Linked DNA regions of Homo sapiens: all the other regions are linked to region 1. A link is a contact called in ENCODE Hi-C or POLR2A ChIA-PET data. All regions are on one chromosome and are shown on one strand. The core of a region is the stretch at or near the end of the contact, and the rest is flanking DNA. Distances in the headings are between cores, read along the strand shown. Region 1 holds the start of TNPO1-DT (TNPO1 divergent transcript). Region 2 holds the start of FOXD1 (forkhead box D1). Region 3 overlaps MAP1B (microtubule associated protein 1B).

What was found. A loop is a pair of places that touch in the nucleus more often than their neighbours do. ChIA-PET counts read pairs that join two places held with the same protein, here RNA polymerase II (POLR2A). Pooled maps may share reads with other maps.
Region 2: a map of OCI-LY7 shows a loop between it and region 1 (12-fold over the local background). The contact joins the promoter of FOXD1 here to the promoter of TNPO1-DT in region 1. A Hi-C loop is called at or near these places in 3 of 168 maps with a recorded cell type or tissue (CD8-positive, alpha-beta T cell, OCI-LY7 and naive thymus-derived CD4-positive, alpha-beta T cell) and 7 of 50 pooled maps. POLR2A ChIA-PET finds 5 or more read pairs at or near these places in 1 of 52 experiments (activated CD4-positive, alpha-beta T cell).
Region 3: a loop to region 1 is called in a map of naive thymus-derived CD4-positive, alpha-beta T cell, with 10 times the contacts of the local background. The contact joins the enhancer-like site here to the promoter of TNPO1-DT in region 1. A Hi-C loop is called at or near these places in 1 of 168 maps with a recorded cell type or tissue (naive thymus-derived CD4-positive, alpha-beta T cell) and 13 of 50 pooled maps. POLR2A ChIA-PET finds 5 or more read pairs at or near these places in 2 of 52 experiments (BJ and MCF 10A).

Annotation. Positions count from the first base shown.
Region 1 is chr5:72,815,202-72,818,417 of GRCh38, forward strand. TNPO1-DT (TNPO1 divergent transcript) reads right to left here and starts at 1,347. Exons shown (of 9, transcript NR_186518.1): 1 at 952-1,347. TNPO1 (transportin 1) reads left to right here and starts at 1,460. Exons shown (of 25, transcript NM_002270.4): 1 at 1,460-1,551. The coding sequence starts at 1,537. RefSeq lists enhancers at 1,027-1,106, 2,187-2,236 and silencers at 1,367-1,466, 1,507-1,726.
Region 2 is chr5:73,446,779-73,450,071 of GRCh38, forward strand. It overlaps FOXD1 (forkhead box D1), which reads right to left and starts at 1,999. Exons shown (of 1, transcript NM_004472.3): 1 at 1-1,999. The coding sequence starts at 1,584. The coding sequence ends at 187.
Region 3 is chr5:72,138,118-72,141,208 of GRCh38, forward strand. All of the region lies in intron 2 of MAP1B (microtubule associated protein 1B), which reads left to right. Among named protein-coding and RNA genes, the nearest start is that of MIR4803, 30 kb to the right of the region's middle. Within about 2 kb of position 1,271, at least 5 of the 41 ENCODE cell types and tissues checked have a DNase peak (open chromatin) inside an H3K27ac peak, as active enhancers do.

The DNA of each region.
Region 1 (3,216 bases), core at 97-2,596:
AACTTTTCAAATGCAGAAATAAGCCATTTGTTATTTGGATAAATATACTTTTTCTGGGTATATTTTCCTGCAGATAAACTACCATTCAGAAAAGTTTATATTACATTTTTTTCTTGGTAATCTACTCCTATTTGGGGGGGGGGGCTCTTTTTGATATACACTACTGTATCCAATTACTATCAAATTAATATTATAACATGTTGAAATCATGAATATTTTAGTTATCTATATTTTCCCTTGCTAAGTTCAATTTCCCAATGATTAAAAAATGGTACTTTTAGTCTCAAATTTTAAGTTAAATAAACTAGTTGTTCCTGCAAAATGACTGTAATTCAAATGAAAATTGTTAACACGTTTAGAAGAACAAATAAATTACCTTAGTAAAAATTTAGACATTTTCTAGTATTATGTACTGTAATTTTACCTAAACTATGACAGGAAGGCAACAACTGTCACACATTTTCAAAATATATACAGCACTTCCAGTAAGATAGTCGGAACTGCTGGTATTTCTACTCACACTGATCATGTGAGGAATATTATCACGGGCATCATCACCTTAGAAAATAAAAATCAGCTAGCTATGCAAATTTTAAGTATTTTTATACAGTAAATTTTACATATAAGAATAATCTGAGGGAAGGAAACTGATATTTATCTCATTACCCTTGTTGCAGTTGGGTATAAAAACGTCCACCACTCCCATTTTGAATCATTTGCCGTACAGAAAATACAGGACATTTTAATTTCTCATGATGGCAGGTTAGGGAGAGAAAGGCTTGTTATTTCTAAGAGCAAGAAACTACAGTTTTATAGGATTGAACACCTGGAGGCGTAAACATTTTATAAATCACTGAATTCTAATTACATAGTAGTTTATACGCCAGATACAACATACGTCAAAAGCCTATCTTGTTCTAAGCGGGCAGCCATCCACCGGCGTCTACCTACCGAAGCCATTTCTGCTTTTTACCAGCGACGCTGGAACAGTGTTATTGTGGGATATGTTCAGTGTTGAACAGGCTCCCAGGGCACGGCTGTTACTTTGGAGGTTATGCTGGGGTACAGAAGTTAGGCTGGGGCAGGGCCATCCACCTAGGAGGGCCCAGCACAGTCTGGGCAACCACACCGGCGGGCCGTTTTGCTCACAGCCCCACCGCGCCGGGCAGCGTCTGCAGCTGCTGCGTGCGAGACCCAGAGGCTCCGGTCAGCGCGCCGGCCGCAGGGAGTGCGAGCACTTGTGAGCCCCGCGCCGGGCCGGTGAAGTCTGGTGCTGCCGAGCCCGCTTAGAAAGCACGGCCGCGCGCTGTCGGACGCAGGCCCACAGGCCCAGCCGACCCAGGCAGCAATTTTCCTAGCCCCGCCGCCGTTGCCAAGGCGACCGCCGCCGAATGTTCCCGCCGCGGGCTCCGCCCCCCGGCCAATCGGACCGGCGCTCGGTGAAGCCCAGATTCTCTTTGTTCCGCAGCCATTTCAGGCCCCGGACAGGAGGCAGTGCCGCTTCGGCCGAAGGCCCGAGCGCCCGAGGCGTCTGGGATGGTGTGGGACCGGGTAGGTGGCGTGAGGGTGCGCGGCCCCGAACTGCAGGGGCGGGAACGGAGGCTGGGAGCGCCGAGCTGCCTGACGCGCCTACGGGAGAGACGCCGGGCTCGCCCGCTCTCTCGGCGCCTGCCCGGCCGTTTGAAGCCGAGAGGCAGCGGCGGCGCGGTTCTAACCCCAACAGCTGCCCGCCCAGGCGCCCTGCGGGACCCGGGTAGGGAGCAGGCGACGGCGGCTCCTCAAGCGTCCGAGGATCCCGTTAGGGGCGGCAGGAGCCCGTTACAAGGGGCGGGAAGGGAAGGGTCTTACATTCAGGGGAGCGTTTGCCTCGCCTGTTAAGCTGTGGCGTTTGAGGGCCCTTGAGTGCTGCAGTCGGCTGCCCCGGGACGGCTGCCTTTCACTGGTTCTGGGCGCTGGCCGGCGCTGCCCGAGATGGGCCAGTCTTTGTCCCGCCCTGGGCCCCTCTGCCCGGGTCTCCTGCGTCCGCACACAGCGCCCATCGTCCTTACATGCAGCTTGCCGTTCTCTTCCTCCCGGCGGTTCTTTCTCCTTGGGGCCTCTTGGCCTCACGACATGTTTACATAATGTTTGTGACTGTACGAGTTTTGCGTGGGCTTGTGGGTTTTGCCCTTCTACCTCCACTCCCATGCGTACAAGCAACAGGGAACAGCTGCTGAGGAGCAGATTGGCCACCACAATCAAGCTATTTTCGGAATGACTTTCTTTAAAAATGATCGCGTGTTGCTTACTGATTTTAAAAATCAACTGGATTTTGCAAGGATTGCTTAGAGTTTAAGTCTGTTATCTTAATCGCTAATCAGGATGGTCTATCAGTAGATGTAAATGTAGAAATTTGAAATTGGAGGCTATCTACAAATTGATTTTGACAGCTGTATTAAGAAGCTTAATAACTGTCCTTTGAAACAGTAATGACTTAAATGATGAATGTGTAAGTGGTACTTTTTTTACCCTAAAGAAAAGATACTTTTAAAATTGCAAGATGTATGGTGTAATAGGTGTTTGGAAATGAAGGTTGTAAAATGGCTGTCCTGACGTACTACTCACTTTTAGAATAACAAAAGTTCCTGCAGCTTTTTAAGTTTCCCTGTTATATCAAAGCTTTCATGTTAGAGTGGTGAAGAAGCTATGTTTAGTGGAAAAGGGGAAAGTTCCGTTTTTTGGGAAAGGATCTGTTTTCCACTTTCACCTTACCTGGCACCGTAGTTGTTCCTAGAGAAGGCTGTGCCAGGATGAAAATTAGCAACCACAAAAGGGAAACAATAGTTTGTAGGTGCAGATATCTTTTTTAGTCTCTAGCTATGCAGTGCATAAATTTATACTAGCTTGGCAGTACGATTTTTACTTCATGCAATTTAACGTGAGCCTAATGAAGTACTAGTGTTCTGTTTTCTTTTTCCTAAAAGGGGCCGCCACCCTTGATGTGGCTGCATCTTTCTCCTAGTCAGGAATTATTAAATTCCTCCCACTGAAATATCTATAAAAATCTTGTTTGCACTTCTACCTCAACTCTCAGTGGCTTTATTACCATTATATAATGTGAGCAGAATAAGATTTTTGTAAAAATACATGATTCTAGTTGTAAGCTTTTCCAATATCAACATTTCTTATTGTATTCATTGTTTTTATGACTGTAGTTTTGCTTATTTATAATTTTAA
Region 2 (3,293 bases), core at 749-3,248, 630 kb after region 1:
ACCCGCAGAGCCAAAAGGCGCGCCCGGGCTGTTGACAGTTTTGTCCGAGAATTCGCAGCGGCGAAAATGGGCGCGCGAGGTCGAGAGGGGCCGCGCCTGGAGGAGCGAACAAAACACCGAACCACCAAGACGAGAAAAGGAGCCGGGATTCCTACCTTCTTCCTCGAGCGCGCTAACATAGCGTTATTAACAATTGGAAATCCTAGCAGTAAAGTTCTCGACACTGGACAGGGCAGTCCCTTGGTGCAGAGTCCCCAAGGCGGCGGACGAGGAGACTGAGGAGGCGGCGGCGGCCGCGGCGGCCACGAGGGATCGGGTGAGCGCGGCCGCCGGGCCCACGGCCGCCTGCGCCGCGCAGCCTCCTCCGCTGGATCCGGGAGCTGGCGGCGCCGCCACCGGCGAGGGCGAGGGCGAGGCCTGAGCGGCGGCGGCGGCCTGCGCGGCGGCGGCGGCAGCGGCGGCCGGGCCCAAGCTGCCCCCGATGATGCTCTCGATGGAGAAGGGCGAGCGCGCCAGCGCTGAGGCGCCCGGGCCGCCCGCCTTGGCCGCGGAGGCCGGCAGGGGGCCGGGTAGGGCGGCGCCGAGCGGGTGCGGCCGGTAGCCGAAGGCGGTCCGGGCCAGCTCGGCGGCCGCGCCGTGCGGTGGCGGGGGCGGCGGGGGCGAGTGCGGGTGGAAGGCGGCGGCGGCGGCGGCGGCCGCTGCGGCGGCGAAGAGGGCCGAGGGCGGCGCGTAAGGCGGCAGCTGCAGGCCGTAGCCGCAGCCGTAGGGGCCGTAGCCGTAGGCATGCGGGGGCGGCGGGGGCGCGGGCGGGAAGAGCGCGGCGGCGGCTGCCGGGTCGCCCGCGCCCCCTGCGGCTCCCGCGCCGCGCAGCAGCAGAGACTCGGCGGCCGCGGCGTTGGGTGGGAGCAGCGGCTGCCGCTTGAAGCGCTTCCTCCGGCGCAGGAAGCTGCCGTTGTCGAACATGTCGGCGGACTCCGGGTCCAGCGTCCAGTAGTTGCCCTTGCCCGGGTTGCCGGGCTCGCGGGGGATCTTGACGAAGCAGTCGTTGAGCGAGAGGTTGTGGCGGATGCTGTTCTGCCAGGCGGGGAACTTCTCCCGGTAGTAGGGGAAGCGGCCGCTGATGAACTCACAGATCTCGCTCAGCGTCAGCCGCTTCTTGGGGCTCTGCAGGATGGCCATAGTGATGAGCGCGATATACGAGTAGGGCGGCTTCACCAGCGGGTTCTTGGCGCCGCTACCCGCGCTCCCGCCGCCGCCCGCGCCGCCGCCGCCGCCGCCCCCACCGGCTCCTGCCCCCGCCGCCGGGGCCGGGCCCGGGGGCGCCGGGGAGCCCCCAGCAGGCGGGGCCAGCAGGATGTCATCGTCGTCCTCCTCCTCCTCCAGATCCTCCAGCTCGTCCTCCCCGGCGTACGAGCGCCGCCGCCGCCGCCGCTGCGCGGGGACAGCCAGCCGGGGCCCGCCACCGCCGCCCTCGTCGTCGTCCTCCTCTTCCTCGTCTTCTTCGTCCTCGCCCTCCCCCACCACGTCGATGTCTGTTTCCTCGGCGAGGCCAGAGGCATCGGACATCTCAGTGCTCAGGGTCATAGCTGTGGCGCGGCGGCGGCGGGGCGGCGCATGGGGGCGCCGGGCTCCGGGCTCCCTCTGCGCCCCAGCCCGGGTCCCGGGCGGCAGGCCCGGCCGGGGGGCGCCACGCTGGGGGCGCTGCGACTGCGGCTGCCGGAGCTGCGCCGGGGCTGCCGGGTGGCGGCGGAGTCTCGCGCGCCGACTTTATAACTCCTGCGCCGCCGCGGTAGCCGCGCGGATGCTGCGCTCCCTGGGCTCCGCTCGCGCCCGGCCCGGGCGGAGGACTTGACCTTCTCCTCTCGGAGCAGCTTTTGCCCCGTCAGCTGAGGAGGGGGTGGCGGGGCCCGGGCGGGCGAATCAGAACGCCAGGCGCCCAGGAACGTGCGGGACGGGTGAGAGTCTAAGAACAGAGCTCGGCGAGGCCAGGGCTGAGTCCAGGAGAGGGCGGACCTTCCTCGGCTTATAGCAGAAGGGGGCCTGTCACATGGTGTGCACGTCAGAGCGCTGCCGAGGGAAGGAAAGCAAGCCTAGGAAATCAGCCCTTCTCGGGAGAGAAAATTCACCCGTAGGAGGGAGGCAGCAGCTGAGAAGAGTGGGGAGGAGAGGGGACCTCACTATTTCTTGCCAAAGAGGCTGATGCCCGAATTACGCGGCTGTCTGCACCGAGGGCCGCTGCACGAGTTAGACTTCCCAGCCTCCTCAATTAGTCCTCCACCCTAACCTCAGAAGCACACCCGCGACACTCTGGTTTGACCCCTCGACAGCCTGTAGGAGCCTTCCAGCCGGGGGATAACCACCCCATCCTCTGAGGTGGCCCCTGGGGGACGCTCTGGGGTCGGTTGGGGGTGTCCAGCCCCTCCAGATCGGGCGAGCGGCCCCCCATTGGATCTGATGCGAAGCCCCCCAATTTAAGCACGATAATAATTGTTTATTGACCCTTTAACCCATTCTCTTCGGTTTTACTCCAAAGACGTTTGTTTTCCGCCATCTGTTAATAAAAACGCTGTGAGACTGGCGTTTTACTCACTTCTCTGCGATTGAATGCCCTAGAGACTTGACAGTTAAACTAAGCCACTCTAATGAGACGATCTGACAAATGTCATGGGAATAAAGAACGTAATAATTGAATTCGGAGAAGAAATTGAAATTTTTAGTGAAAACCCAAATACACGCACAAAAATTGCACCTAGAAACTACTAAAAAGTTCGACCAGCCTGGCCAACATGGTGAAACCCCGTCTCTACTAAAAATAGAAAAAAATTAGTAGGCGGCGCCTGTAATCCCAGCTACTCGGGAGGCCGAGGCAGGAGAATCGCTTGGACCCGGGATGCGGAGGTTGCAGTGAGCCGAGATCGTGCCACTGCACTCCAGCCTGGGCAACAAGAGCGAAACTCCGCCTCAAAAAAAAAAAAAAAAAACAGAAGTTCGTTCATAATGGGGCTATATAGTTCTCAGTAGGAGGAACATTCTAGTCAGCACTTTGCATAGTAATCTCAAAATACTTAAATTACATAACATATACATATTTCTACTGAGGCTTATTAATAGAAACTATAATGATAGATGACTTTAAGATAAACTTTTTAAAAATGTGTTTTTGGAAAATCCTTAAATATTGTTAATCCTTTCTGGTGAGATGAAAATTTTTTTTATGAGATTAAAGTTCCGCTCAATTCAGTTTTCTTTTCGGGTGACAAGATAGTGGAAATAATTAAGATATGATGCTCTTT
Region 3 (3,091 bases), core at 21-2,520, 680 kb before region 1:
TCCTTATGATATAAAGAGTTCTTACAAATAAATAAGTAAAACTTTAACATTTCAGTAGAAAAATAGGTGTAGGATATGAACATTCAATTTACATACACACAGAAGGTGGGTGGAGAAAGACACACATATACACATACCAAATGGCCAATAAACGTATGAAAAATGTTCAACCTCTTTATAAATTAAGGAATACAAATGAACCCAGGAAGATACACATTTTTACCTCCAAGTTGCAAGGTTTTAACAAATGATACCACTGATCACTGGCAAAGAGGACAAGATAGGCACCTTCATATTCTGCTATTTGGATATAAACAACCTTCTGAAATGAAATTTTTCAATATATATGAAGAGTCATAGAAATGCTCACGTACTTCACCCAGTAATTCCCTACCAGGAATTTATTCTATGGAAATAAGCAGAGATATGCACAAAAAATGTTATGTAAAAAAATGCTTATTGCTACGTTATTTCTCTATGTGAAAAACTGGAAAAAAACCTGAAGTTCTCAACAATAGGGCATGTATAATCAGTAATGATTAATCAATAGAATTCAGTATTTGGCCTGCATTATTATAAACCATATCTTCGAAGAATCTTTACTGATGTGTAATGTTGAGTGACAAGGGAAGGGTTCATGAAGGTATTTTTCAATTTGATCACAATTTGATACCAAAATAATTTTTGTCTTTTCCTTGACACCCAATTTCAATGACACCCAAATTGTAATATGGGTTATCACTGAGCAGTAGGTGAACAGGTTATTTTAATTTTCTTCCTTATCTTTTTCTGTGTTTTTTACATTTTATGCAGTGGGCACATAGTATTTTACAGTCAGGAAAAAGTATACACATTTTCAAAAATGGTAAGCCAAGCATTGGAGACATGAATCACTATCGCTTTTGTATTCCTCATGGAAATGAGATTCAATAGTAAGTTACGTGTCTGGGGAAAATAGAGCTCATTTGAGTCAGAGGTTGGAAAGCTCTTATGAATACTAACCTCAGAAACCTCAAAATAGTATGTGGTAGAATAATGACATGGCACGAAAAGCCACGGATGTCAGTCTGAGTTAAGGTTAGAGTAGATACATACAACAGTCATAAGAGAAAAAAACTTACTAATCTATGATCTCCAGTTCTGGTAACCTCTAGGGTCGGTCTGTGCCTCCATATCAAACCTTTATCACAGTGCAGTGTACTGGGGCTGCTGCAACTTGGAAGCCTGGGTTCTCGTTCTGGCTGCTCTGCAAATATATTTTGTACTTAACCTTGGGCAAGTCACCAACTCTCTGAACTGAGAGTTTTCTTCCAGGGCTGGATCGTTATTCATTTTTGGAGTTTGGCATTCTGATGCACTTTCTAGCCCTGCAAGGTAAGATGTAAGTCTCCGGGGTGTCTGGCCAATGCTGAAGCAGATTGAGGCTCCTTTTGGGCCAACCCTTGGATCAGAGGTGTCCGAAGTCATCTTGGTTCAGTCGTTTTTTAATAATAAGTTGCCGTGACATAAGTTATTGGAAAGGACCACAGTTGAGGGTAAGAAAGGCAGTTTGATTCTCTTGTGGAGGTTATAAAATGAAAGCAGAGATCTGTCCCTGAATATGAGGAAACCTCGTATATAGTTTAACAATGTATTTTTTTCTTACATAAAAATCTAAGTTTGAAATTACCATCAGACTAAATTTCATCCCATCTGTGGTAGAGATGGTTTTAAAATTGAGACTTTAGAGGCAGCAGATCTTTATCCTGTACACCTGATACATAAGAAAAGCCCAGTTCAGAGGACTTTAGTTTTTAACCTTAAAGACAAACATATTCAGACATATATTGTATAAGGATGTATTACAAACTTTTTTTTTTTTTGAGACAGGGTCTTGTTCTGTCACCCAGGCTGGAGTGCAGTGGCGCGGTCTCAGCTCACTGCAACCTCCGCCTCCAGAGGCTCAAACAGTCCTCCTGCCTCAGCCTCCCAAGTAGCTAGGACTACAGGTGCATGCCACCATGCCCAGCTAATTTTTGTATTTTTTGTAGAGACGAGGTTTTCCCATGTTGCCCAGGCTGGTCTTGAACTCCTGGGCTCAAGCAATCTGCCCTCCTCAGCCTCCCAAAGTGCTGGGATTATAGGCAAGAGCCACAGGACCTGTCCTACAAACTTCTTTTACCTTAACCATGGTATAGAAAATACAGGCTGATCCATGCATACATCTAAAATTGAAACAAAAGTTTAACAAAACAATGCCTATCCTTATTATCTGCAATGCATTATGACATTTTCTAGTCTGTTTTATTCTATACTATTAAGAAACACTGGCTTTGACCATTTCATGCTACAGTAAAGTATTGCAGCCTTCATTTGAAGAACACTGGTATAGAGGTTTTTGAAGAGGTGCGCATAAGGGAGAGAAAAACAGCTGCATGTCCTGACAACTATTAAGTATCACTCATAAATTTATTTTCAGCAACATGGGAAAGGAAAATAGATCCTTTCTTTATTAAGTTAATTGTGACAGAAACTGGGACAAAAATAACGTGGGAGGAACATGTTAAAAGAGGAGATTTACACATATCCAGTGTTTTCCAGCAAGAAGAATGCATCTGAAAGAGGTAAAACTGTGATTATCGAAGCAATCCTATTACACCTATGCAGATGAATGAAATCACCAACTTTAGGCAACATGAAAAAATAAAAGGGCCAAGATCAAAGTGGACCTGGTATTATTTCTAGCGTCCATCTTGGATTTTTCTTTTTTTGTCTGAATCCCCATCTCAGGGTATGAGTCGTTATGAATCAAAGGATCACCGCCCAATAAAACCATTCTAGACAGAAACCTTTTGGGGTTGGGGGTGCACCATTCTCCTCTTCTACAGCTTCCAGACCACTCATTGCCCATGGATACCCACCAGCCTCCCACGTTCACACGACTCCATCTGCTTTTTTTGGTGTCTGTGTCTTCTGGAGCATTGACCAGGCCAGTATAGGGTACCGTTCCCTGCACCCAGAGTTTCACTCCCACCTCAAACTCTTTTACCTCCTGGGGTACATGTCCACGCTTTACTCCTCTCCTGCCCTCCAGCTTCTTTCTTTCTTTCCT